Regions from separate parts of the Homo sapiens genome. Here region 1 is linked to region 2. A link is a loop called in an ENCODE intact Hi-C map of the cell type or tissue named here. Cell type or tissue: endothelial cell of umbilical vein. All regions are shown on one strand. Each heading gives the region's core, and the rest is flanking DNA. Links, peaks and the distances in the headings are about the cores only.

Region 1 (2,912 bases), core at 301-2,800, 700 kb after region 2:
CTCAATAACACCCCAAAAAAAGGTGGGTCACAAAGAGTTGTAGCAGTGAGATTTATATGAAAATGTTAACTGCGGGGGATAAGAGGTTCAGAAAGTTATCTATAGACCCTAAATTACTACAATTTAAAAGCTCCAGTGATGTAAGTCGGTCCTAAAAAGACAGAAACAACCTGATTTTTGAAACAAACTGTTCAGTAAGTTTCTGCTAGTCCGAAACAGGATTCCACGTCCTAAATCCTATTCGGCTGCCGGGCCTGGCTCTGAAAGAGCAGCGGACAGAGGCTGCGCGCTTAGGCCAGAGCCCAGGCCGCGGCCCTTTTCAACTGATGCTGGGGTCGGGGGTACTCAGAACTGCCTGGACCCCAGCTGGGACCTGCGGCCTGAATTGGGCCTGGACTTCCTTCTAGTCTCGCCCCACAGCCTGCTTCTCGGCCTGGACCTCTGACCTGGATCCCCAACTGTGACAGCCCCGGGCGCCGCCGCCCGCCCGACGGCAAAGCAGTAGAGCCCCGGCCCAGGCCTCAGGAGCGACCCCGCACCCGGGCGAGCTCCCGGACGCCCGTCCCCGCTGCTCTGGGCTCGGGTGCACCAGGGCCAAGCTGCAGCCTAGCCTGTGGGGGCAAGACCGGCCTGCCTCCCGCCGCCGCAACGCGCTTTGTTCCCGCCTCTGTCTACCCCGACGGGCGGCGTCCACCCGGAAGGTTGAGAACCCAGGCCGCAGCATCTCCCAGCCCGAGCAGCACCCGCCGCCGGCACGCTCAGCCCCGAGGGACATTGAAAGTTAGTTAAGATGGCGCGGATTGCGAGTGGCGGGAAGACACGAGCCAGAATACAGTGCTAGCCGCACGCTCGTCTTCTTCTTTCGTCCTCTTTTTGAAAATACACTGTTAAAAACTGAGGAAATCTGAGTTTACGGAGAGGAATCGCCGTTCCTCTCAGGCTATCCCCTGACCCCTGCCCTCAGGAGAGAAAAGGCAACTCTCTTCTAACAGGAGACGCGAACTTTGATTCCCAAAGGGCCTGCCAAATCCAGCCTCTGATTTCCTTTGAACAGCCTCAGCCTCTCAGACGCACTGACAGTGTCATTTCACCAGACACCCAAGACTTCTTGGAAGCGAGGAGAAATGATCATGTTTTAAAGGGACAAGACAGCACAATGCCTCCGAGAGGAGCGCGAAGCTGCAAATTTACCTCACGCTGACTCAGTCCACGCAGCAGATGGTGGCGGAGCTGCAAGGGAAACGACCTCCCCAATTTTTTAAAAATACTTCCTAATATCAACCAAAGCGCGTCTTTCAGAACAAGGCACTACGTTCCTGTGAAATCTATCCTCGGCTCCTAAGAGCTTCGTTTACGCACATGACACCGACTCTTTTGCTCACGGTGACTGTCCCGAGGGCGGCGGGTAGCGCCGGGCAGCGCCGGGCTCCAGGGCTCCCGCGCTCCAGTGGCCCAGCCTGGGCGGAGAGCAGAGCGCGGCCCCCGCGGCCCCGCGGCCTCGAGCCCCGGCACCCCCCTGGCTCCCCGGCCCTGCGCCCCACCGACCGCACGTGCTCCTCCTCCTCGGCGGGAGTAGGCGGCGGGGTCGGAGGAGCGCAGCCGGGGTCGGGTGGGTGATGACACGAATGCACTGCTCCACTTCACTCGCCACACATGCACCGTGTCTTGTACTTTTGTCCTCTTACTTAGTTCTTAGATGTGAGGAGGGGAAAGAAACACAAAGGAAATTCAGTCCTCGCTTTTTTATGTGGCAGACAAAACTCCACGGAACGCCGTCTAGTGGCGGAATTGTCCAGGGAAGGCAAGTTAGTTTTATCCTCCCACGAATTTTCATTTTAATTAGAAATTTGAGGCCTCCTTACATCTGTCAAACTGCAGAAAGGACACAGGACAATGTCTATGTAAAGGTAAATTTAGTCCTGTAACCTGAGGCTGGCCCAGACTAAGCAAGAATGTGGAACCATTTTCCGCCTCTTGCCTGGATCACCTCTCTTTGGAGACAAAAGTACAAAAATCGCTTCTCCACGAGGTAAAGAGTTCTGCGGACTTCACTAGACGCAGCGCCCTCCAGGTTGGGATTTCGCATTTCTGCATTTGTTCCCCAGGTGTGAATCTGGCAGGGATAGGACTGGCATAAGATTCCACTACAGAAGGGATAGAGCAGTGCCCCTACCCCCAGCCCAGATGCCTCCCAGAAGCAGTTTTAAGCTCAGTGGTTAAAAAACGACCCTTTCGCGAGTTTGTTCTACGTGTCTTTCGCCACCCTACCCCTGCCCAGTCTTCGGAAACCATCCACTCAAGAAATGTAGGCTGTTCTGTGTCTGCGTTTACAGATTCGCCACTCACCTCCAAGGCCTCGTATGTACAACCAGAATTTACTAAATCTGCGGTCAACATCCTATTTTGACATGCATTTAAATTACACCCTACTTTTGGCCAACGCCTCCCGCCTTACTCTGTGAAATTTAAAGAAATTCTTAACTCCTTATTTAAAGAACCTCCTTTTCCTGTTCGCATTATTTCCAACTTCAGAGAGAATCAGATAAATATGATGAGAAAAGTGCATATGTTTTCCTGAAAAAAGAAAATGAGCGCAGAAAAGTGAGACTTGGCTCATAGGTAGCTAAATAATTATAAATAAGAAGAAAAAAGTAGCTCCTGGAAGTACTATAAAACAAATTTAAGGGGGGAATGGGAGGTGGCTTCCATTAAACAGGCTGCCCATATTGGAGTGGGGACGGGCTAGTCTTCCTTAACCCTTAAATATCATCACCTATAATAATTAAATTATTTTCAAACTGTAAACTGCTTTCAAACACCATAGTTAGCGTTTTTACCAGGTTTATTTTACTTGTTATACACAGACGATACAAACGAGCAAAAAACAAAACGTTTCTCAATGGAGTGTGTTC
Region 2 (2,912 bases), core at 243-2,742:
GTGTGGTGAGAAGCTGGTAGAATGCAGCAGTGTGGAAAGTGAGAAGCATTGGAATGTGGCTGGAGCATGGAGGACAGACAGGGAGGAGGGAGGGGGGCTGGGAGAAGGGAGAAAGCAAGGGCAAGTCAGAGATGAGGCTTCAGAGGTCATGAGAGGCCTCAAAAGCCATGCTAAAGAATTTGCACTTGATGTGCAGGTAATGAGCAGCTGTTGAATGATACAGATCAGATTTGTCCTTTCAAAATATTTATTAGCACACTTTTAAATGTAGAGGACAGAAAAACATTTACATTTGCTTCAGCAAAAGGAAAGGCTTATCTGAGGAATACTGGGAATCCAAGGAATCCAAGGAGTAACTGAGCATCCAAAAAGAGCAAAGCAACAGAGCTAGGGAGGGGGAGCACAGTGGTGCTGCCTCATTCATCGCCCGCTGCTGCTTCTTTGGGCTTCTTCCTCTCCACTTGCTCTTTCTGTTTCTCCAGCTTACACTAATGGACACCCAAAGCTTCTGAATTTTAAGCTCCCAGTCTTGACAATCCAGAGACAGACTGGCCCAATTCTCTTGTTTCCAAATTCAAAATTCCAAGGAAGAAGACGTATAGGCCCAGCTTTAGTCTAGGAGCTCATCTCTGGACCAAGGAGCTGGGGCCAGGAAGCTCTGTGCATTCCAACGGGGCAGCTGCTGCTGCAGCCACTGAATGGGAAGGAGAGTGCGTTCCCAGAGATGGAAGGCAGGGCTGCTTTCTAGATTAGCCACGCATCCTTGCAGCAGCCTCCATGGACTGATGGATGGGAAGACTGGAGGCACAGACCCAGTGTGGAGATGGCTGCGTGTGTATAGCTTGTGCCTGAGGCCAGTTGGGAGATGTGCAGTCTCCACTGAGACCAAGAACTACCCAACTGCACTGGCCACTGGCCCAGGGCAAGCTCTGGCTCTCCATTAGTCCCCATGGGCCAGAGGACAGGTTGCTCCCCTGGTGTTCTTTATTCAAAACTATAACTGCTGGCAGGCTCTGCTCTCATGTATGAATTTCCAATCAGCATGCTTTTACTCAAATTGTTCTTTTGTTTCATTGTGTTACTAAAAAAAAGTCTGACAGGTTGGCATGCTTGTTTATGTGAATGTCTGGAACTGCAATTTCTTGTATGTTCATGCAGGATCACTATATAGGCTACCGTTTATAATATTCTCGGAAACAGTCAGTATTTAAAAATATTTTCTTAAATTAGTGCTGAAGTGTGAGATGTAAACCTTTTTATTAATGAATAATTTACCTCCCTTCAATTCTCCATCAGGTTTAAATTTCTGCCATTAGACTCTACATAGAACAGTATGTATGCAATTACACGTTTAACCACTAGATGGCACCATACATCTTTTATTCTAATTATCTCAATAACTTAAATGGGATTTGCGTTTTTGTTTTTGTTTATTGCTTTCCACAGAGTTAATGATATTTTCGCACTGGTTATTGAACATTCATTAGTGTCACTACTTATTTGTGATACTGCCTTTAACCATATACTAAATTTTTAAGTGTGCTAGACAATATTTCCTAGGAATTTCTTTCCTTTATCTGTCAATCCTTACTATAAAACCACGCTGTTTTAATTATTTTTGTTTTACAATACCTTCTAAAACCTGCTGTCACCAGTATTCATCTTCAATTATGTTTTTGTTTTCAAAATATTTTTTATCCATTAATTTATCCAAATGAAATTTAGGTTTATTTAATCAGTTTTTTTAAAAAAATTCTACAATGGCACTTGTATTGGAATTGCTAATAAATTTAAAAATAGCAATAACAATAGATATAAGTCAATTTGGAAGGAAGTTCCAACTTTGCAGTATTTATTTCCTTCAGCAAAATGAATGCTTTGAAACAGTGATGTAGACAACTGCATATACATAGTTTTTGGCGTGTGTGTGTGTGTGTGTGTGTGTGTGTGTGCATGTGCAGAATAAAGTAATATATAGAGATATAGAGAGAAGCATATTCAAACATACATTATAAAAGATGAAAAAAATGGAGGGGATATTTTCACATCTAACTAACTATAGGTAGATTGGCTAAATTTATTATTATATAATTCAAATGGGATATTTTGCTCCATTAAACATAATGATTTCAAATGATATATACAGCATGGTAACATATTTGTTTAAAAAATAGAGACAGAAGAAAACGGGTAGTAAGCTAACTTATTCTCTCTGAGAGGTAAAATTATAACTAACTCCTAGTCACTTAATGCTTTTCAGAATTTTTTACATTTTCTATACTGACATGTATTACTTTCATAATCAAAAAAGAAAGGCAAACTTCTAAGCCTTTAAAACAGTTGAGCTTTATGGAAATTTCAAAGATATACCATTTTCTTATACAGATTGATTTATTGCTCAATTTTTCATAACAATTACTAATTCAATAAATACATCTAGTGATATTCAAAGTAAGGAGAACTTCCATAGCTAGGAGAGAAACTTTATGACCTGTGCATGTCCCCTGCTAGAGCCTCAGGGAGTTGATATTATAACATGTTGCAGGTCACAGTGGTTAGAAGTGTTTATGCAGGACCCTTCACCTCCACTTCTCTCGATATGTCCAACCTCTCAGGCTTCCCAGTCTTCGCCTTCTAGTAAGTGACAAAAATCAGAGCTTCTCAAACTTTCTGGTCTCCAGGCCCCTCTTAAAAATTGGCTATCCCCAAAGGACTTTTGTTTATCCAGGCTATATCGATTAACATTTAACATATCCAAAATTAAACAGAAAGTCCTAAATATTCATTTTATTGATTTAAGTTAAAAGAATAGTTCCATTACAAGTTAACATAAATAATACTTTTTATGAAAAAGACTGTGTATTCCAAAACAGGAAAAATAACAAGAAAAATGCCATTGTTTTACATGACTT

What was found. Peaks named below come from ENCODE experiments on the same cell type or tissue, not always from the same donor. Only the 100,000 strongest peaks of a DNase experiment are listed, where the experiment ranks them.
Region 1: it touches region 2 in a loop (4-fold over the local background); 5 of 110 quality-filtered maps call a loop at or near these places.

The regions. Positions count from the first base shown.
Region 1 is chr2:161,425,783-161,428,694 of GRCh38, reverse strand. It overlaps TBR1 (T-box brain transcription factor 1), which reads right to left. Exons shown (of 6, transcript NM_006593.4): 6 at 2,825-2,912. Among named protein-coding and RNA genes, the nearest start is that of TBR1, 11 kb to the right of the region's middle. In endothelial cell of umbilical vein, for the core only: a CTCF peak has its summit at 1,788 (motif pointing left); no DNase peak of the experiment used is centred there; H3K27me3 peaks cover 2,270 bases.
Region 2 is chr2:162,122,454-162,125,365 of GRCh38, reverse strand. All of the region lies in intron 1 of LOC101929532 (a long non-coding RNA gene), which reads right to left. Among named protein-coding and RNA genes, the nearest start is that of GCG, 28 kb to the left of the region's middle. In endothelial cell of umbilical vein, for the core only: a CTCF peak has its summit at 1,368 (motif pointing right); a DNase peak (open chromatin) is centred at 1,365.